Linked DNA regions of Homo sapiens: regions 1, 3, 4, 5, 6 and 7 are each linked to region 2. Evidence: chromatin contacts called from ENCODE Hi-C or POLR2A ChIA-PET data. All regions are on one chromosome and are shown on one strand. The core of a region is the stretch at or near the end of the contact, and the rest is flanking DNA. Distances in the headings are between cores, read along the strand shown.

Region 1 (2,700 bases), core at 88-2,587, 1.1 Mb before region 2:
CTGCAGCTCCCTGGGCTCCTGGCATACTCAGTAGCCTCATAGCCAAACTCTGGACAGATGGAGGTGATTTTCCCGCCCCTGTCATTGACATCTTGGCCCGGCTAGGACAGGAACCCCCCTTGCTGGGGGAAGAGGGGAATGACTTTGTGGCATGGCCTAGAAAACAGGCAAGCAAAAGGCAAGATAAGAAAGAAGGCAAGAGTCAGAAATTTCCCACCAACCCCCCAGGCTACCCAGCCTCTCACCCAGCAGGATCCGGCCCCCACGGAGGTCCCCATCTCCCTCAAGATTCTCAGATTCATCCCCAATGAGTGGTGTAGCCCCTACAGGGGTGTCAGCCCCCTCATCACCAACAGTGACAGTGACAGAGGCTGGAGATGAGGGGCCAGCAGGCTCCAGGGAGTCGGGGGTGGCCTTGGGCAGGGTTTCTTCACTACGAGGGGTGTCCCCCAAAGAGCCATGAACTGTAGAGGAAGAGAAAAAGTTCAGAGCTAAGGGCTCAGGAGATCCTGTGTTTAGGGAAGGTGACGGTCCAATTGGGGCCCGTTTTAGCTGCACTCACCTCTCTCGGTGGCTCCTCTGGTTTCCTTCTCCAGCAGCAGCGCCCCCATCTCAGCGGGGGCCTCCCCCTGGGAGGGGAGACAAGGGACAGGAGGGCTGGTCAGCCCAGTAGAGAGTTGGGGGGTCCAGGATGCCTGGGCCCTGGGAAGAGAGAGTAGGCTCCGGGGCCTACCTCTTCCTCTGTGGGGCCCCCCCCTTCCGCGGCCTCGGCTGCCCGGAGGGGCCGCACGACCCCTCCCCCGGGCCCGCATCAACCCCCTCCCTCTCGGTAGACCCCGCATCTCTGGGGCCGAGAGAAGAGGAGGGGGAGGGGGCGGGGCCTCCGCGCCCCGGCCCCGCCCCCTCCTCCCGGCTGCACGCGCCGCTCCCCCTTTGTCCCCCAGGCCGCGGGGACCCCGGGCACCAACCCCTCCAGCACCCGCTGCCCCCCAGCCCGGTGGACGGCCCCTCGTGCCCCTCACGCGTGCTCCTGGGGCCCCGGCGCCCGTCGCCCACTCAGGGGCAGCCGGCGGCTGCACGCGCGCCTCCGTGCCCACTCCCCCCACCTCCCACACCCTGGTCCCCTCATCCGCCCCCGGTGCTGGCCCCCTGGATTGCTGCAAGTCCCGCCCGGGCCCCCCGGCCCCGTTGCACCCCCGGAGCATTGCACGGGCGCGCGCTTCCCCCGGGCGCGCGCGCGGGCATGCACCCGCCTCTCCCCCTCCCCTTCCGCACCTCGGCGGCCGCCGCCGCTGCAGCTCCCGCCGCCGCCGCCATCGCCGCTTGCGCTGGGGGCCGAGCCGGCGCGCGGCCGCCCCGGGTCACGTGGGCGAGGGAGGGAGGGCGAGGAGGAGCCTTAAAGGAGCCGCTACATGCTTTTTGGCCATTTTCCCCTGAGAGCGGCCTCGGAGATGGCTGTGACTGTCCTAAGCTGGGAGCTGCAAGGGAGAATTCCTGTCATTCCTGGCCTCAGTTCTGCAGGGACCGAGGGCGAGACACGCCTGGGCCCAGGTGTGGCGTCTCTGTCCCCATCTGGTTTTAGGTAACAAGCGGAGCTTCTGAACTTCTCGGCTCTCGGCAGCGGCTGTATTTCCTCTGGCCTGGTTGGGCTTTTCCCGCCTCTGGTTGCTTTTCTGCCTTTCTAGTTTTTGGGTTACCAGATAGAAGGCTTGGCCTCAGTTTTGGCCTCGCCTTTTTGCTCTTTCTAACGAGCACGAAGGGGCGATAGGGACGCGGAGGACACCTTTATTCTTGGCTGGTTCTAGCATGCTGCTTCATGTCCCCTGGAGCAGCGTGCCCTTCTGAAAACCTGTGGCTAAATGTCTCTTCTGTTTATATCAGGCGTGTTACACCTTCACACGCACTAGGGATCCAGGTAAGCCCAGCGGCCCGAACGTCATTACTGACTGGTGACACTGCAGTAAGTAAACCTTTTTTGCCGAACACTTCATAAGCACAGTCAGGTACTCCGTGGGTCATAGCCCAGCGGACAATTTAAGTATAAATGATATACACCAAGATAGACAATCTCGATAGCTGTATTTAGGGTACCATCCCTTTAGGTATTACGTTTTGGTCGAGTTTGGAAAAGATCTGTATGATTTCACACGCAGTATTTGACACAGGCAGGTGGGGCACCTGAGGCCAATTAAAGGCCTTCTGGGAACTGTAGTTCTCTTTGGTTAACTATTCCAGAGCTTTCTGGGAATTGTAGTTTTCCCTGCACCTTAATCCAAACTTAGCTTTTTTTTTTTTTTTTTAGCTTTCCTGAAGACATGACCTATTTACCCCAGACAAAATATGACCAAACAGACTCCTGCTTACAATTTCCGTGGGCAGGTTGGCCACCTGTAGCTCATCCCTAGCACTGATCCTAAGTCCCTCAAATAGAGTTCATGTGCATCCCCACGACTGCCAATCACTTGTACTGTGAGGTACCTGGCTAAGTGTTGAGATTGCAGAACTGGTGGAGGGCTGGGGGTGGGGACTTGGGGGAGTCCCTGACCAGAGGAGCTCACTTGTCACACTCCTCTCCCATGTTTAGGGCTGGGCTCCTTCAGGCAAGGGATATGCAGAGTTGTGACCTCTAGGTATTAAGAACGCAGCATCACAGGGAGAGGCTGTCTAGGGCAGGATAGTCATGTACACGCAGTTGCCAGA
Region 2 (2,700 bases), core at 132-2,631:
AGAGAGAATGTCAGGAAGGAAACATGATCAAATGTCGAATGCCTCAGAGGTCAAATAAAGTGAGAACTGTAAAGTGCTTCCTGACTTTGCCAGTTAGGAGGTTCTTGGTGACATCTGCCAGAAAAGTTTTGGTGGTAGCAGCCTGACAGAGGTAGCTTGAAGAGTGGGGATGGGGAAAGAGAATGTGACAAAGAATTGAGATAGTAAGGATAATTTCAATTTCAGGTCTTGGCTGTGCAAGGAAGCCGAGAGACATGAGTCTCTAAGAGGGCACGATATTGAGAGGGTTGTTATCTTTCTGTCAGCGGGGAAACCAAGAGAAAAGTTTAAAAAGGTCAAAAGGGGGAGAAGGGAAGACAGCTTCCGGGTAACAGAGAAGGTTGACCAGGTCAATAGTAAAGGATTTCCTCAAACCGAAGGGAGGACCTCTAGTGAAATGAGAAAGGAATACACAATTGACCCAGTTTGCAGGTGGGAAATGGGAAGCCAGTTCTGCAAATTGGCCTTTCTGTTCTGTGAAGTGCCATCTGTCGGTGAGGAGAGATTAGGGTCTGCAGCGTGAAAATCTGGACCATACTCTGGGTAATCAAGGGAGAGGTTATCGGCTAATGACAAATTAAAGGCTTACTTTTTAGCTGGCAACTGAATCACCATAACATTTTATGTTACCAGTTCCAAAATTTTGGGGGGAATTCACTCAAGCTTGGGAGAGGAGAGATCATAACTTTAAGAGTATAAGAGGTTTAAACGGTCCACTACGAAATAAATAGAGAAGGAAAAGTTATCAGCTGGTAAATATCGTAGAAGGTAGAGCGGTCCAGGGACTCACAGGTCTCACTAAAGAAAAGTCTAGCGTAGGTTCACGGCACGGAGAGATTTTAAGGCTGCCTAAGACTAAAGCCAAATACGAAGTCCACATCTGCGGTCCGCACCTTATCTCTCCGCGCGGCAGGCGCGACGAGGGCGAGAAACTCCCTCTCCAGTGGTCGCACCACACGACACCAGGGAAGGGGCCCCTCTCTCCAGACCCTCATATCTCCAGGTCCAGGCCCCATTTTCCTCCGCTGACAGCTCAGCAGCGTGCGCTTCCGCTGGATTCAGGCCAGGACCAGCGAAGCCGCACCTTACACCCACCGAGGAGGAAACAAGCCTGGCCACCCGAGGCTACCCCGCTAGGCCGCGGGTAGTGGGGGAGGGGGCGCTGAGGCAGGAGGTCAGCACCCGGGCGCGGGCTCCCGCCCCACGAAAAGCGCGCGCTCCAAGCCCCGCCGCCGGAGATGCGGTTCCGGTCCGGACGCCTGCGCACTACGGCTCTCCCCGCAGCCTCTGGCCCTCCTTCCCCCTCCCCCAGTCAGGGCGCACCCTTGCGCCTGCGCTGTGTGTGTTCCTGGTCTGCGGCAGCCATGCTGAACTCGTATGGAGAGGCGAGTGGGGGGGACAGAGTCCAGGACTGCGGGATAGGAAGCTGGGGATATGGACAAGCAGCAGCGTTATAGCGCTCTGGGTTTCGGGACATAGGCCTGGGCCATGCGGCCCCCTTGGCCCCTTGGCGCGACCCCCAGGAACGTTCGGAAAGCTGGTCCTCGTGGCTGGGGGAAAGGCGGGGGGTGGGGGGGAAGCGGGCACGTGACCCCGGTCAGCCAATCTGGGTGCTGCTGACGTGGCCGCGCGGCCCCGATGCTCTCCCCACCCCCCCAGCCCGTTCGGGAAGGGAGGGGCTGGGGGCTACGCCCCCTCCCCCAGCACGGCTTCGTTTTCTGGGGGGGGGTTGACACCCCGGATTACATACCCCGTACCAAGCCGAGGGCAACTTTGGAGGCCCCCTGGAAGGCTTTAGGATCCAGGTGAGAAGGGGCCCTTGTGGGGCGGAGATGTCAGTCAAGTGCTTAACCAATGGTGGGGAGTCCGGGAGGGGGATTCTTGGGGTTCAGGAAAGAATCCTGAGAGTGGGAAGATTTGTCCTTCAAACCTTTTACAGCCAATGGGAGCGTGGAGGGGGGGCGAGCGGGAGAGGGCCATGGGGGGGGAGGGGAATGGCCAGCCTCATGCCTCCGTACCCATTGGAGGGCAAAGGGGTTAGGGGGCGGTGTGGCCCCCCCTATTCCATTCGTCCCCTGGGGGTACAGCAGCCGGGAGCCAGGTGAGAAGGGATCCATCGGCGGCCGAGGGAGGGGTGACCTGGCGGTGGGCTGAGGAGTGGTGGCTGTGGCCCCTACCCGTGGATGTGAATGCTTTAGGAGTTGGCCACCCATGTTGTGAACTGAGGTTGTTCCCAGGCGCCAACTTCCTTTCTCCCCAGAGCCTCTGGAGGGAGCATTGCTGTGCGCCCTTTGTGTCCGCGGTAGGGGAGCTCCAGTCGTCACACCGCAGGCTGGAGGTTACGCTTCGAGTCGCTTACCGAATTTGTGTGCATTCACGTGGACACGGCCTGTGGGGCCTTTTGCCCCTGTAGGGTCTTTACTGAGCACGTGTCTACTCCAGGCTGGGGTGCTTACAAGCTGAAAGCTTGAGGTCTGCTTAGGAACAGAAACCAGGCCCAAGGTGGGTGCTGGCAGTAGGGGGTCTAGACAGCATGGTCTGAGATGCGAGGGAGGCTCGGGACCTGGAATGATTTCACAGCTCCCAAGGTTTCGGGTTTCTCCAGGGTGGCCTCTTCCATCGCCTCCCTCATCCCCTCCCCCAGTCCTGAACAGTTCTCTC
Region 3 (2,700 bases), core at 146-2,645, 1.1 Mb before region 2:
GACCCTATCTCAAAAAAAAAAAAAAAGAAAAAGAAAAAAAAAAAAAGGAAGAGGCCAGGCTCGGTGGCTCACACCTATAATCCTGGCACTTTGTGGAGGCCTAGGCAGGCAAATCACCTGAAGTCAGGAGTTCGAGACCAGCCTGGCTTACATGGTGAAACCCTGACTCTACTAAAAATATAAAAATTAGCCAGGCATGGTTGTGTGCACCTGTAATCCTTGCTACTTCGGAGGCTGAGGCAGGAAAATCGCTTGAACCGAGGAAGCGGAGGTTGCAGTGAGCCGAGATCCCGCCACTGCTCTCCAGCCTGGGCAACAGAGTCAGACTCCGTCTCAAAAAAGAAAAAGATACCAACACACACAACACACATCACCAAACATCATACGCGTTTATAAATGGGGGCGATAGGAAAGGGTCCAGAAAGGATTTGAAATGACTTATGAGTTTCAATAATTTTTTTTTTTTTGAGACAGAGTCTCGCCCTGTCGCCCAGGCTGGAGTGCAGTGGCGCAATCTCGGCTCACTGCAAGCTCGGCGTCCTGGGTTCACGCCATTTTCCTGCCTCAGCCTCCCGAGTAGCTGGGACTACAGGCGCCGCCACCACACTCTGCTAATTTTTTTTTAGTAGAGACGGGGTTTCACCGTGTTAGCCAGGATGGTCTCGATCTCCTGACCTCGTGATCCACCTGCCTCGGCCTCTCAAAGTGCTGGGATTACAGGCGTGAGCCACCGCGCCCGGCCTAATTTTTAAATAAATAGAGACGGGGGTTGGGTGTCACTATTTGCCCAGGCTGGTCCCGAACTCCGGGCCTCAAATGATCCTCTGCCTGGGCCTGTCCAAAGTGTTGAGATTACAGGCGTGACCTATTACGTCCGACCTGCCTTTTGGGTTTTTGGTTTTTGTTTTGTTTTGTTTAATTGAAGGTTAGGGTGCCTGACAGTCTGCGGGATCGAACTGGGAGGCAAATTCAGATTTCGCTGGGGGAACGGAGTGCGAAGTGTCAGGGTAGCTGGACGCTAAACTGGCGCAGCTGCGCGCGCCCGCGCGCGCGCGGGAAGAGTCCCAGGGTCATTAACGGACCATGGGCTGCTGGGAAACGGCTTAGGAGCAGCACCCGGCTGGCGCTGGCCGGCCGGCGCCGGGGACTTTCTTCCGCCTGGCCAGACAGATCCCTGTTTTTTGTTTTTCAAAATTCAGAAAGCATCTCCGAATATTTGCCCAGAGGAGTGTGAAACATACTTTCCTGGTCTTTCTTTCACTTTGTTTTATTTCTGTGTGGACAAACAATGGGGAAAATGCCGCGCGTCTAGCCAGGCAGATAAGAAAACAACTATACCCGTCAGGCCCCCAACCCGGCGCCGCCATAAATGGCCCCGGCCTCGCCATTTTAGTTCTTTTTGCGAAGTGGGCTCGTGGGTTGGCAGTATGAGAGTTGTAATGGCCCGACTGTTGAGTGAGGGGGAGCAGGGGATCCCAACGGCTTGCGCTGCCTTTGCGCAGCAGCCGGCGGGCGGCCACGTCGCGGCCTGGCTGGGGTAGGAGAGGGCGGTCCCCAGTGCAGTTGGGTGAACTACCGTTGCACACTGGAGTTTCTGGTGTCTTTGCTTGGAACTGACCTAGCTCGTGGCAGGGGGAACTCGGCTAGCGGCCCCACAGCCCCTGCTGACTCAAAACAACTGTGAGTGGGGTTGGGCGAGTGATTGCAAAATGGGGGTGGCGGTCGCCCGGGGATAGGAAGGGAGTGATGATGACCCCAGGTAACTCTTGAGTGTGTCGCTGATGCCATCACCGCAGCGCTCTGACCGCCCCCTCGGTCCAGCATTTCTCAGGCTCAACGAGTTCATGGCCAAGATTCCTAATCTTTTGTTCTGTTTCATTTCCCCGTTAGGAGTTGTAAGACGTTCATCGCCGTGTTATCCTTGAGTAAAGGTGAGTATTAGGTGCGAGAGCCTTTTGAATGCCTCTTCGGAAAGCTTTGTTCCCAAGCAAGCTTTCGTTCATGGGCATTATGCGCCTCCCTGCCCTTTTTTTTTTTTTTTTTTTTGAGACAGTCTCGCCTTGTCACCCAGGCTGAAGTGCGGTGGCACGATCTCACTGCAACCTGCGCCTTCTGGGATCAAGCGATTCTCCTGCCTCAGCCTCCCGATTAGCTGGGATTACAGGCGCATGCCACCAAGCCTGGCTAATTTTTTGTATTTTTTAATAGATAAGGGGTTTCACTGTGTTAGCCAGGATGGTCTCGATCTGCTGACCTCGTGATCCGCCCCTCTCGGCCTCCCAAAGTGCTGGGATTACAGGCGTGAGCCACCGCGCCCGGCCTTTTTTTTTTTTTTTTTTTAAGACAGCCTCCCTGTCACCCTGGCTGGAATGCAGTGGCAAGAACACAATTCAGTGCGGCCTTCAACTCCCGGGTTTAACCGATTCTCCCACCTTAGCCAATTTTTTCCTTTTTTTTTTTTTTTTTTTGAGATGGAGTCTTGATCTTGTTGCCCGGGCTGGCAATGGTACGATCTCCCTGCAACCTCTGCCTCCCGGGTTCAATCGATTGTCCTGCCTCAGCCTGCCGATTAGCTGGGACTACAGGCCCGCGCCACCACACTCGGCTAATTTTTCTGTTTTTAGTAGAAGGGGTTTCACCATGTTGGCCAGGATGGTCTCCATCTCCTGACCTCGTGAGCCGCTGTGCCCGGCCACTTTT
Region 4 (2,700 bases), core at 164-2,663, 1.2 Mb before region 2:
TACACCAAGGCACAGGTCTCCTTTGGAAGGACTGATAGTTACAATCTGGCAGGGTTATCTCTCCTCTCACTTACCTTCCTCATTTCATTTCTCTTTTATCTCCTCCCAGCAATTGTCATCTCTCCCTCACCCAGTCTTTTCCTACAATTCAAATAACTTCTATCCTCATCAATTTCAGACTCATCAAACTTTTACTAAGAGACTTTAAAAGTGCCTGGCACTAAACTATGTGCTCTGCGCACATCTTTTAATCCTATTAACTCAGTGAGGCAAGCATTACATCAACTTGCCTGCGTGTTCATAGACATAGGAAGACCAAGACACAGCGGGTCTATGAAACGTGCCCAGGGTTACCATACCAGTTGGCAATCTGGGATTTGATCACTCTTTTCCCACATCTGATGTACTACCTTCTTGTCTCATTGTCCATTCCAGTCCTCGCTTCCCTCCTCTGAATTTCTCCCCTCCCCCTCTTCTGTACAACCCCCTCACCTGGGGGTCCTGGGCCGAGCTTCGGAGTCCCAGGGCCGGCAGCGTTGCTCCACAGGCAGCTGGTATTAACTCCGTGTCGGCGTAACTGACCCACTGTTGGACAAGGACAGCCGCCCGGCTGCCCCCTGGGCCCCCCAGGCCTGCTGGCCACAGCAGCTGGGCCACAGCCGTGGCCCCCCACACCCAGAGCCCACCGGGCCCCTGCTCCAGGGCCGGCAGGCGGGGTGGGGGAAAGGGAGTCCTGCTAGTCGGGGGTGGCTGGAGACAGATGCGGGGGTGGGCTCCTCCCCATCCGGGACCCTCCCCAGCCTCCCCATAGCGAGCGGCTATGAGGGCTCGGAGGCTGGGGAAGGCATCTGGGTGAGGGGAGACGTAGAGGGTGGACATAGTTATGAGAAGGTCCGAACGAAGTGGAAAAACCTAAGGAGAAAGAGAGACAGGGGAAGACTGCGGGATCGAGGTGGGTCCTATGTTTGAGTAGAGAGGGGACCCTCACGGGAGCTCCTTCGCCGCAGACACCCGAGTCCCATAGGACTGAGGGTCTGACCAGGCAGGCTGTCAGGAGCCGAGGACCTGGCTCTCAGAGGGGCAGTGTCAGTGGGGAGTTCCTGGGGAAGAGGAACTATCCACCATCGCGGGGCTTCGGGGAGTGTGGAAGGCTCTCAGGAGCGGGTCGGCGTCTGGTTGGATGCGGGTTCGAGCCGCGTGTACGTACTGGAGGGAGATGGTCAGACTGGGCCGGGAATCCACCTCACAGCCAGGCGCCGGCCGCGGCTGGACCGGCCGAGCGGCCCGGGCGGAGGAGTCGAGCGGGCAGAGACGGTGGGCGGCTCTCCAGGTGACCCTAGTTCCCTAAGATCGCCGCCCCGGCAGCCGGCGCCCACGTGTTCCCCCCTTTGTGACAGGGAGCGTTTCCGGGCCTGCGGGTCCTGGCGGGGGCGGCCGTGCCCCGCCTGCGAGTGCGCGCCCGCCGTGTCCGACACTGCCCCGGGGGCCGCGCGGCTCGCCGCCCGCCGGTCTCACGAGGAACAGCGCGGGGCGCGGGGCGCTGGGCGCGGACGCAGGACGAGAGGACACCCCTGAGCACGACGCTCCCGTCAGGCGCCGCCACGGGCACCTTGTGCGGGTCCTCGGCCGGGTGGCGAGGGCGGCGCCCAGCGGGCAGCTAGGGAACTGGCCCAAGAGGGTCGGCCGGCCCTGCCGGTGGAGGGCGTTCCCCACCCGGTAGCGGGGAGGTGCCCAGCAGGGAGCCGCCTGATGAGGACCGAAGGGGAGGTCCATTTGCCGAGGCCCTGGCGTCCAGCTTCCTCTTTGAGCCTCATCTCCTCATGTATGAAAAAAGGGTGACGGCCGGGCGCAGTGGCTCACGCCTATAATCCCAGCACTTTGGGAGGCCGAGGTGGGCGGATCACCTGAGGTCAGAAGTTCAAGACTAGCCTGGCCAAGGTGGTGAAAGCCCGTCTCACGCCTGTAATCCCAGCACTCTGGGAGGCCAGGGCGGGTGGATCACCAGGTCAGGAGTTCAAGACCAGCCAGGCCAAGATGGTGAAACCCCGTCTCTACTAAAAATACAAAAATTAGCCAGGTGTGGTGGCAGGCGCCTGTAATCCCAGCTACCCCGGAGCCTGAGGCAGGGAATTGCTTGAACCCTGGAGGTTGAGGTTGCAGTGAACTGAGATCGTGCCACTGCACTCCAGCCTGGCGACAGAGCTGCAGTATTTGTAAAAATACAAAAATTAGCCAGGCGTGGTGGCACACACCTGTAAGCCCAGCTACTTGGGAAGCTGAGGCAAGAAGATCACTTGAACCTGGGAGGCGGAGATTGCAGAGCTAAGATCACACCACTGCAGTCCAGCCTGGGTGACAAAGTGAGACTCCATCTCAAAAAAAAAAAAAAAAAAAAAAAATTAGCCGGGCATGGTGGTGGGCATCTGTAATCCCAGCTACTCAGGAGCTGTGGCAGGAGAATCGCTTGAACCGGGAGGCGGAGGTTGCAGTGAGCCAGACCAAGCCAGTGCACTCCACCCTGGGCAACAGAGTGAGACTCCCGTCTCAAAAACAAAAAGGAGGGTCACACTAGATGGTCTCTAAGGGTCCCTTAAGGCTGAGAAGTCTCATCTGTATCATGAACTCATATTTGCTGAATGAGTGAATGAAGTTTAGTAATTCCCAGTCACAACTTTTCTCTAAAATATAAATTACATCACT
Region 5 (2,700 bases), core at 121-2,620, 1.2 Mb before region 2:
CCTCCACACTTGAGTTCTGCTGCCTTCCTGGGATAATATTCTCTATTAGGGGTTCACCGGCAGTAAATTCCAGTCAGGCTGAAGATGACTGCTAGAAAACCACAAGCCTTCCAGTTTTCTCAAACGACATGGCACTCCAGACAGTATCTGTATCCTTCTCCTAAATAAAACTCCTGTTTTCTGGAGCCAATAACTGATCAATAAAGGGTTTAAGGGCGGGGGGCGGTGGCTCACGCCTGTAATCCCAGCACTTTGAGAGGCCGAGGCGGGCGGATCACGGGGTCAGGAGAACGAGACCATCCTGGCTACCATCCTGGCTAACACGGTGAAACCTCGTCTCTACTAAAAAATAGAAAAAATTAGCTGGGCGTGGTGGCGGGCGCCAGTAGTTCCAGCTACTCGGATGGCTGAGGCAGGAGAATAGCTTGAACCCGGGAGGTGGAGCAATTAGCCGGGCGCGGTGGCGGGCGCCTGCAGTCCCTGCTACTCGGAAGGCTGAGGCAGGAGAATGGCCTGAACTCGGGAGGCAGAGCTTGCAGTGAGCCAAGATCGTGCCACTGCACTCCACCCTGGGCGACAGAGCGAGACTCCGTCTCAAAAAAAAAAAAAAAATTAAAAATAAATAAATAAAAATAAAATAAAGGGTTTAGTGTCTATCCCTCTCCACACCGCAGATTCCTAGGCCGCACTCCCTTTCCCCCGCTTCCCAGTTACCCCGCCTCCCCCTTACCCCGCCTTCCCCGCCTCCCCATTTCCCCGACAGGCCGCACTCCCTTCCCCCGCCTCCCCCATTCTGGCTGCTCCGACCAATCAATCTGAAGCCATCTTAGCTTTCCCCAAGTGCTCCTCCTACCCGGATCAGCCAACGCCCACATACCTCAGGCTTAAACCAACTAGGGAACTTTCCAGTACTTTCCCAAACAAGGACCTACTGAGCCTTTCAGGTTCACAATCAATCAGATCCCTACTGGCTCACCTAGTCTCCCGACGCCTTCGCTTCAGTTTGGAAACGTCCAGATTACGCAGCCCCAGCGAGTAGGTGGGGGCTCCCTCAATATCAAACTGCACAACCGGGGTCCCCCCACCCCCCACCCCGTCCCTCCCTGCAAATTTGAGACGGCTCCAACTCAGTAATCTTTTTCCAAACTGGCCCATGAGGTCAGAGACAGTATCTCCATTGTAACGTGGCCGGGCGGTGTCAACACAAACGCCCCCACCCTCCCCTGGACGCGCGTAACCCGCTCCCCGCACCAGCCCCCTGCCCACAACTGCGCAGGCCCAGCAAGCCCCCACAATTAAAAGCCCAGCGCCGACCCTTCCTGTCAATTAGGCGCTGAAGCGCAGGCGGTCAGCATCGCCATGGAGACCAACACCCTTCCCACCGCCACTCCCCCTTCCTCTCAGGGTCCCTGTCCCCTCCAGTGAATCCCAGAAGACTCTGGAGAGTTCTGAGCAGGGGGCGGCACTCTGGCCTCTGATTGGTCCAAGGAAGGCTGGGGGGCAGGACGGGAGGCGAAAACCCTGGAATATTCCCGACCTGGCAGCCTCATCGAGCTCGGTGATTGGCTCAGAAGGGAAAAGGCGGGTCTCCGTGACGACTTATAAAAGCCCAGGGGCAAGCGGTCCGGATAACGGCTAGCCTGAGGAGCTGCTGCGACAGTCCACTACCTTTTTCGAGAGTGACTCCCGTTGTCCCAAGGCTTCCCAGAGCGAACCTGTGCGGCTGCAGGCACCGGCGCGTCGAGTTTCCGGCGTCCGGAAGGACCGAGCTCTTCTCGCGGATCCAGTGTTCCGTTTCCAGCCCCCAATCTCAGAGCGGAGCCGACAGAGAGCAGGGAACCGGCATGGCCAAAGCCGCGGCGATCGGCATCGACCTGGGCACCACCTACTCCTGCGTGGGGGTGTTCCAACACGGCAAGGTGGAGATCATCGCCAACGACCAGGGCAACCGCACCACCCCCAGCTACGTGGCCTTCACGGACACCGAGCGGCTCATCGGGGATGCGGCCAAGAACCAGGTGGCGCTGAACCCGCAGAACACCGTGTTTGACGCGAAGCGGCTGATTGGCCGCAAGTTCGGCGACCCGGTGGTGCAGTCGGACATGAAGCACTGGCCTTTCCAGGTGATCAACGACGGAGACAAGCCCAAGGTGCAGGTGAGCTACAAGGGGGAGACCAAGGCATTCTACCCCGAGGAGATCTCGTCCATGGTGCTGACCAAGATGAAGGAGATCGCCGAGGCGTACCTGGGCTACCCGGTGACCAACGCGGTGATCACCGTGCCGGCCTACTTCAACGACTCGCAGCGCCAGGCCACCAAGGATGCGGGTGTGATCGCGGGGCTCAACGTGCTGCGGATCATCAACGAGCCCACGGCCGCCGCCATCGCCTACGGCCTGGACAGAACGGGCAAGGGGGAGCGCAACGTGCTCATCTTTGACCTGGGCGGGGGCACCTTCGACGTGTCCATCCTGACGATCGACGACGGCATCTTCGAGGTGAAGGCCACGGCCGGGGACACCCACCTGGGTGGGGAGGACTTTGACAACAGGCTGGTGAACCACTTCGTGGAGGAGTTCAAGAGAAAACACAAGAAGGACATCAGCCAGAACAAGCGAGCCGTGAGGCGGCTGCGCACCGCCTGCGAGAGGGCCAAGAGGACCCTGTCGTCCAGCACCCAGGCCAGCCTGGAGATCGACT
Region 6 (2,700 bases), core at 114-2,613, 1.1 Mb before region 2:
AAATTGGAGGAAGAAACCCAGAGTGAGCACTCTGCAGGTACCCTTTCTACCACTTCCCGTTAATTTCCCACCTTCTGCTAGGGACCTCAGGCCTTCCGATGGTCCCAGGGTGCAATCCAACACTTGCACTATCTATACCTCTTGTCCTGTTTTATTTTTCTCCATTGCATTTATCACCTTGCAACAGACAAAAAAGTTTACTTGTTTATTATGCTTGTCTGTCTCCTTCCAGTACAATTTAAATCCTGAGGGCAGAGATTTTTGATCTGTTTTGTTCGTGGCTATATTCATGAAACCTAAAATAGTGCCTGGTATAGGTATATAGTACCCAATAAATGTTTGCTAAGTGAATGTCCAACTCCTTGGTGATCCCAATTTCCAGATCACTGTCCTAGACACTTGCCCTTCTCGGGTTCCCTCTACCCCTCAGGGACTCAGGCAACCAACCCTCTAAGTTCCCCTATCCTCAGGGCCCTTGGGCTCATTGGGCTGCCCACCCATCCAACCTAGCACCGGCTCTTTCACCCAGACATCTTTATACCCTGGTCCATGGACCTCCGCAGGGCGATGAACTTGGCCCCCTCATCGGATGAGGACATTTTCCTCGCCTCAGCAAAGGCGAGAAGAGTGCCCCGCGGAGTGGCTGTGATGAGCGGGATGCGGAAGGTGTCCACTGAGCCGATCTGTCTCCCGCTCACCCACAGCAGTTGCTCCATGGTCACCAGCGGCTGCACCTGTCATGGGAGGAGGAAGGGTCAACAAAGACAAACTTGTCTTGGGGGTTTTAGGAACCCACGTTCCGATGGGAGAGGGAGGATCTAATGGGGATCCCGAGTAGGGGATGGGGTCCCAGAACAAGAAAGAGGAACACGAAGGGGAGTTTGGAGCGAAGCTGGAGGCTCGGAGCAGGGGAGGGTCTACGAAAGGAGAAGGCGCCTTCAGGGAGGGAAGGGGACCCCAAAAGAGGAAGGGGCTCGAATGAGGAGAAGGACGGGGACCCGGAGAGGGAGAGGGGCTGGGAGCGGTAGGAGGAAACGGGGTCTGGGAGAAAGAAAAGGGTCCTGTCGCGGAAAGTCGGCTCAGCCGCCCGCGTTCCGGGGGACACTAGGTGTCGATCACCTGCGCGGGTCGGGGATGGGGCTATGCAAAGGGTGACTCACCAGACCGAAGTCGTTCTCAGCCTTGGACCAGGAGGCTGCCAGAGACAGCAGCAGGAAGATCGCGGCAAACACCCAAACCCTACAGCCTCCCCAGAAGCCCAGAATCCGCGGCCCCCAGCGTCTGTCCGGGAGCGCCGTGCTGGGTCGCTCCCCAGTCATCTCTCCCCGCAGCTGCCGCGACCCTGGCAGCTAGACTCCACAGAGTCGGGAGTCAGCTGACCCGGACCCTTTAAAGCGCAGATGTCACCCTTAAGCCCGCCCCGGTCTGGAGGCCCCGCCGCGCTTCCCGGACTCTAATTGGTCTTCAAGTAGCTCATCTCCTCCCACGTGATCACGCAGCATCTCGAAGCTTGCCCTTCCGATTGGCCCTCTTGGAGGCCCTCTTGGAGGCCCGGAGCGCGTGACCCGAACGGGAAGCGGACTGGCTGGGGTGAAGAAGGGACTGGCACCATCCTTATTGGGCTTTTTGATTGGCCGCGGCACCAGGACACGTCACAGGGGCGGGGCCGATTTTAAAGAGCCGGGCGCGGAAAAAAAAAGGCCGCCTGTCGTCGTGGAGAGAATGAGTCACAGATTTACTGAGTTAACAAAATATCTTTAATAAAATCTTTTTGTTTGTTTGTTTTGTTTTGGAGACAGAGTCTGTCACCCAGGTTGGAGTGCAGTGGCGCGATCTCGGCTCACTGCAACCTCTGCCTCCCGGGTTCAAGCGATTCTCCTGCCTCAGCCTCCCGAGTAGCTGGGATGACAGGTGCATGCCACCACTCTCGGCTAATTTTTGTATTTTTAATAGAGACGGAGGTTTCACCATGTTGGCCAGGCTGGTCTCGAACTCCTGACTCAGGTGATCCGCCCGCCTCAGCCTCTCAAAGTGTTGGATTACAGGCGTGAGCCACGGCGCCTGGCCTAAAACCTTTTTTTACCACAAAATGGAGACCTGTAAGGCGAAGTGAGGTTGGATGGCTGGACGGTGGGGGTGGGGTGCAGTCCTGGATCAGGGCCGGAGCTGTCACTTCTTCCTCTTCTTGTTGTCCGGGGGCGCCTCGTTCTTCTTGCCCAGAATCTTTAGAAGGCTCTTGGACATGTAGTAGGGCCGGTCCAGGGAGCCGTTGTTCCGCTCCAGGTCTTCCACTGAGCCGCAACAGAGACCGGTTAGAGCGGACCCTGGGGCCAGGAAATCGGGGACTGGGAGGCAAGCTGCCTGCGGGATTTGGAATCCAAGCTGCACCACCACCCTTACCCCCGGGCAGGTTATGTAATCTCAGTTTCCTCCTGTGAAGTGGGGTCGGGAATATTATGTTGCATAGAGCGATGATAAGAATTAGCGGAAAAAATGCATGTCAGTCGCTTAGGAGGAGACTGGCAAACCCTGAATGGATGCATGCTGTAGAGTAAGAAAATCCCCTGCCGCTACAGCCACCTGCTGGGAAGTCTCTCTAATGGCTCTTTTTTTTTTTTAATCTTTTTTCTTTGTTTTGAGACGGAGTCTTGCTGTCGCCCAAGCTGAAGTGCAGTAGCGCAATCTCGGCTCGCTGCAACC
Region 7 (2,700 bases), core at 99-2,598, 1.0 Mb before region 2:
GAAATTTGTTGAGAGACCATTACAATGGCCCACATGAATGTCAATAAAGCCCTGCTCGGGGGAATGCACAGTGAAGAATAAACAGGAAAAATTACTTCAAAAGAAGAAACAATAAGACTTGGCAAAGGTTTGACTATGCAAATAGTGGGGAAGTCAGAGTTTTGAGTCCAAACATGTGGCAGAATTGGTGTAGTCAATCTTATTTGGAAGATCAAGAATAGAAAGATGATAGCTTCAACACTGAGTATCTGAAGTTTTTCAGTATAACACTGGATAGAACTGGAAAAAACAAACTTGGGGATCATCAGCTCTTAAGCGGTACTAAAAGCCATGGGAAAGGAAGACAATCCATGGCAAATTGCATAGAAAAGACAGAAGGTCCACACCAAGGCTTGGGAAAGCCCACCTCTCGAAGCTACACTGTGAGGTGATATGTCTCTAGGTATGGGCCAGAAAAACTTCCCCATTCGCTCACACTCACCCCATATCTTCTCAGAGTGCAGAGTCTGTGAAAGGTTAGGCCATGTCCACACACAGTCCCTCACCTTTTTCTTGAGCTTGTTGAATTTCTTCTGCAGAGCCTCCTCTTCCTCGCTCAGTCCGGGGGGTATCACCAACATGGTGGCTCCTAGTTCAGGGGCAGGGCCCAAGACATCTTTCTCCACTGTTACCACCCGGGGTTCACACGCCGTCCACACTGTACCCAACCCCACCCCTTCAGGTCTGCCTACTCTTGTCTTTGGCTTTCCCTACCCCTTGCTTAAACCAGGCTGCTGTCCAAGCTCCCGCTGGTCGGGATCATCCAGCATTCCCTCCTGTCTCCAGGGATCACAGACACCAGCACCTTTAGGTACCATGTGGTTCAAGGAGGGACAAATATCCACTCCGTCGGAAAGACGATGGCACCCGACCCCCCTACCCTCGCTAGGGTAAGGACAACCGCGGGGTTTGAACGGCAGAGAAGGCGGTGGAGCCAGCGTAGCGCCCGCAGAGCAACGCAAAGAGGAAGAACAGAGAAACGGCTATGAGAAAAAGGGCCGAAGAGTGAGAAGCAGAGGGCCTTACCCGAGGGGGCGGCAACCGGGGGCCCCACGGTCTCCGGCCGCGCCCGCGCTGGCCGCTGATAGCGGGCTCACAACGATGACGTAGCGAGGAGCGGAAAACGCGGTAACCAAGGCGGCCCCAGGCGCGCACTTCCGCCCGGCCTTCCACCGGTCCAGGTCTGCCCCTCCGCAGCGATAGTTCACGCTCTCGGCGGGGCTGTACCGGAAGTTGCCTCTACTTCCGCCCGTTCCGGGGCGGGGCTTACTTCGCAGCGACTACTTGCCGCACTTCCGGGCTGCCAGGCAGCTGCTGTGGCTCCAGGATGATGGAGACAGAGCGACTTGGTGAGGGGGAGGGGAGGGAAATGGAACGGAGTAGCCGATATGGAATGAACTTTGACCCCTGACTTTTGACCTTTCCCCGTAGTGCTACCCCCTCCAGATCCCCTGGACCTACCCCTTCGGGCCGTGGAGCTCGGATGCACGGGGCACTGGGAGCTGCTGAACTTGCCTGGAGCTCCAGAGAGTAGCGTGAGTGACTTTTGACCCTAACCTTTGACCCGCATTGAGTCCAAACCTCCTTCACCCTCCTCACAGTAGGATCTAGCTTAACCTTGTTCATCTGTGCCTGTACTCCTGTCCATCCCAGCCTGAAGGGGTGCTGGACAGATTACAGCCCAGTGTACCTGCAGTACATGTGAGGACAGAGCAGAAAGGGCTGGGGATATTTTTGCTTTGAGAGCTGCTCTTTCAAATGTGGCATTTCTCCGTGGAGCTCCCTTCTGTATCCAAGCACCAGGGCACTTGGTGACTGAGATGATAGGCTTTGAGCCTCCAACCTTTCATCCTTAGGTCTGGGACCCCTTTTTCTAAAATCAGTGAGTCTCCAATTTCAGTGTGCTTCATGATTAGCCAGGGAGCTTTTTAAAAATGCACATTCCTAGGTCCAGCCTCCATGTTTCTGAAATCCAAAATCTGCCCCAGGTAATTCAGTAGCAGGTAGTTTTTGGCCAAGCCTGATTGTCCTAGTCTGTTTGACACATCTGCCATTTCTGATCTGAACACAAGTCCCATCATCTCTTTTGTCTGCATTTTATCCTCTTTCCTTACCTAATGCCTCTCATCTTGCCCTTGTTTCAGCTTCCCCATGGCCTCCCTCCTTGTGCCCCAGATCTGCAGCAAGAAGCAGAACAGTTGTTTCTGTCATCCCCAGCCTGGCTGCCTCTGCATGGTGTGGAGCACTCAGCCCGGTGAGGAGTCTGGAGGGGCTTAGACTAGGGTGATGGGTTCCTGAAGGAAGCTGGGACAGAGGAAGAAAGAAGACCCAAAAGTTACTATTTTTCTCTCCAGAAAATGGCAGAGGAAGACGGATCCCTGGTCTCTTTTGGCTGTCCTGGGAGCCCCAGTCCCATCCGACCTACAGGCCCAAAGACACCCAACCACAGGCCAGATACTGGGTTACAAAGAGGTAGGAGGTCAGGGGTCATGAGAAACAGTTGGGGAGAAGGGGAGGTGGTCAGAGACAAGCTCAGCCTCATTGGGGCTCTGATCTCTTGCCTTAGGTCTTGCTGGAGAACACAAATCTCTCGGCTACAACCTCCTTGTCTCTTCGCCGGCCTCCAGGGCCAGCCTCCCAGTCCTTATGGGGAAATCCAAC

Evidence for each region. Hi-C counts contacts between places; a loop is a spot of excess contacts on that map. ChIA-PET counts read pairs that join two places held with the same protein, here RNA polymerase II (POLR2A). Pooled maps may share reads with other maps.
Region 1: a map of naive thymus-derived CD4-positive, alpha-beta T cell shows a loop between it and region 2 (27-fold over the local background). The contact joins the promoter of EHMT2 here to the promoter of BRD2 in region 2. A Hi-C loop is called at or near these places in 1 of 168 maps with a recorded cell type or tissue (naive thymus-derived CD4-positive, alpha-beta T cell), 1 of 37 single-sample maps with no recorded cell type and 15 of 50 pooled maps. POLR2A ChIA-PET finds 5 or more read pairs at or near these places in 5 of 52 experiments (AG04450, CD4-positive, alpha-beta T cell, PC-3 and 2 more).
Region 3: a pooled map shows a loop between it and region 2 (8-fold over the local background). The contact joins the promoter of SNHG32 here to the promoter of BRD2 in region 2. A Hi-C loop is called at or near these places in 2 of 168 maps with a recorded cell type or tissue (PC-9 and gastrocnemius medialis), 1 of 37 single-sample maps with no recorded cell type and 20 of 50 pooled maps. POLR2A ChIA-PET finds 5 or more read pairs at or near these places in 13 of 52 experiments (AG04450, CD4-positive, alpha-beta T cell, Caco-2 and 10 more).
Region 4: a loop to region 2 is called in a pooled map, with 7 times the contacts of the local background. The contact joins the promoter of VARS1 here to the promoter of BRD2 in region 2. A Hi-C loop is called at or near these places in 5 of 50 pooled maps. POLR2A ChIA-PET finds 5 or more read pairs at or near these places in 6 of 52 experiments (A673, Caco-2, HEK293 and 3 more).
Region 5: a loop to region 2 is called in a map of psoas muscle, with 6 times the contacts of the local background. The contact joins the promoter of HSPA1L here to the promoter of BRD2 in region 2. A Hi-C loop is called at or near these places in 4 of 168 maps with a recorded cell type or tissue (PC-9, ascending aorta, gastrocnemius medialis and 1 more) and 16 of 50 pooled maps. POLR2A ChIA-PET finds 5 or more read pairs at or near these places in 13 of 52 experiments (AG04450, CD4-positive, alpha-beta T cell, Caco-2 and 10 more).
Region 6: a loop to region 2 is called in a pooled map, with 29 times the contacts of the local background. The contact joins the promoter of NEU1 here to the promoter of BRD2 in region 2. A Hi-C loop is called at or near these places in 1 of 37 single-sample maps with no recorded cell type and 7 of 50 pooled maps. POLR2A ChIA-PET finds 5 or more read pairs at or near these places in 7 of 52 experiments (CD4-positive, alpha-beta T cell, Caco-2, HepG2 and 4 more).
Region 7: a pooled map shows a loop between it and region 2 (12-fold over the local background). The contact joins the promoter of SKIC2 here to the promoter of BRD2 in region 2. A Hi-C loop is called at or near these places in 16 of 50 pooled maps. POLR2A ChIA-PET finds 5 or more read pairs at or near these places in 2 of 52 experiments (CD4-positive, alpha-beta memory T cell and HepG2).

The regions. Positions count from the first base shown.
Region 1 is chr6:31,896,361-31,899,060 of GRCh38, forward strand. It overlaps EHMT2 (euchromatic histone lysine methyltransferase 2), which reads right to left and starts at 1,338. Exons shown (of 28, transcript NM_006709.5): 1 at 1,276-1,338; 2 at 563-629; 3 at 246-464; 4 at 1-156. The coding sequence starts at 1,317. It also overlaps a transcript of C2 not described here. RefSeq lists enhancers at 481-1,177, 1,261-1,855.
Region 2 is chr6:32,967,213-32,969,912 of GRCh38, forward strand. It overlaps BRD2 (bromodomain containing 2), which reads left to right and starts at 1,382. Exons shown (of 13, transcript NM_005104.4): 1 at 1,382-1,844. It overlaps LOC124901302 (a long non-coding RNA gene), which reads right to left and starts at 1,309. Exons shown (of 3, transcript NR_190904.1): 1 at 933-1,309. RefSeq lists enhancers at 459-998, 2,297-2,700, 2,615-2,700.
Region 3 is chr6:31,833,521-31,836,220 of GRCh38, forward strand. It overlaps SNHG32 (small nucleolar RNA host gene 32), which reads left to right and starts at 1,396. Exons shown (of 4, transcript NR_160953.1): 1 at 1,396-1,680; 2 at 1,891-1,931. SNORD48 (small nucleolar RNA, C/D box 48) reads left to right here and starts at 1,743; the gene lies at 1,743-1,806. RefSeq lists an enhancer at 533-1,231.
Region 4 is chr6:31,794,339-31,797,038 of GRCh38, forward strand. It overlaps VARS1 (valyl-tRNA synthetase 1), which reads right to left and starts at 1,414. Exons shown (of 30, transcript NM_006295.3): 1 at 1,208-1,414; 2 at 493-912. The coding sequence starts at 879. RefSeq lists an enhancer at 1,012-1,866.
Region 5 is chr6:31,813,913-31,816,612 of GRCh38, forward strand. HSPA1L (heat shock protein family A (Hsp70) member 1 like) reads right to left here and starts at 1,371. Exons shown (of 2, transcript NM_005527.4): 1 at 977-1,371. HSPA1A (heat shock protein family A (Hsp70) member 1A) reads left to right here and starts at 1,631. Exons shown (of 1, transcript NM_005345.6): 1 at 1,631-2,700. The coding sequence starts at 1,845. RefSeq lists enhancers at 734-1,563, 2,270-2,700.
Region 6 is chr6:31,861,458-31,864,157 of GRCh38, forward strand. NEU1 (neuraminidase 1) reads right to left here and starts at 1,364. Exons shown (of 6, transcript NM_000434.4): 1 at 1,161-1,364; 2 at 542-734. The coding sequence starts at 1,319. SLC44A4 (solute carrier family 44 member 4) reads right to left here. Exons shown (of 21, transcript NM_025257.3): 21 at 1,735-2,291. The coding sequence ends at 2,170. RefSeq lists enhancers at 1,545-2,170, 2,171-2,700.
Region 7 is chr6:31,957,827-31,960,526 of GRCh38, forward strand. SKIC2 (SKI2 subunit of superkiller complex) reads left to right here and starts at 1,349. Exons shown (of 28, transcript NM_006929.5): 1 at 1,349-1,388; 2 at 1,471-1,574; 3 at 2,184-2,293; 4 at 2,394-2,511; 5 at 2,606-2,700. The coding sequence starts at 1,367. It overlaps NELFE (negative elongation factor complex member E), which reads right to left and starts at 1,145. Exons shown (of 11, transcript NM_002904.6): 1 at 1,066-1,145; 2 at 546-628. The coding sequence starts at 620.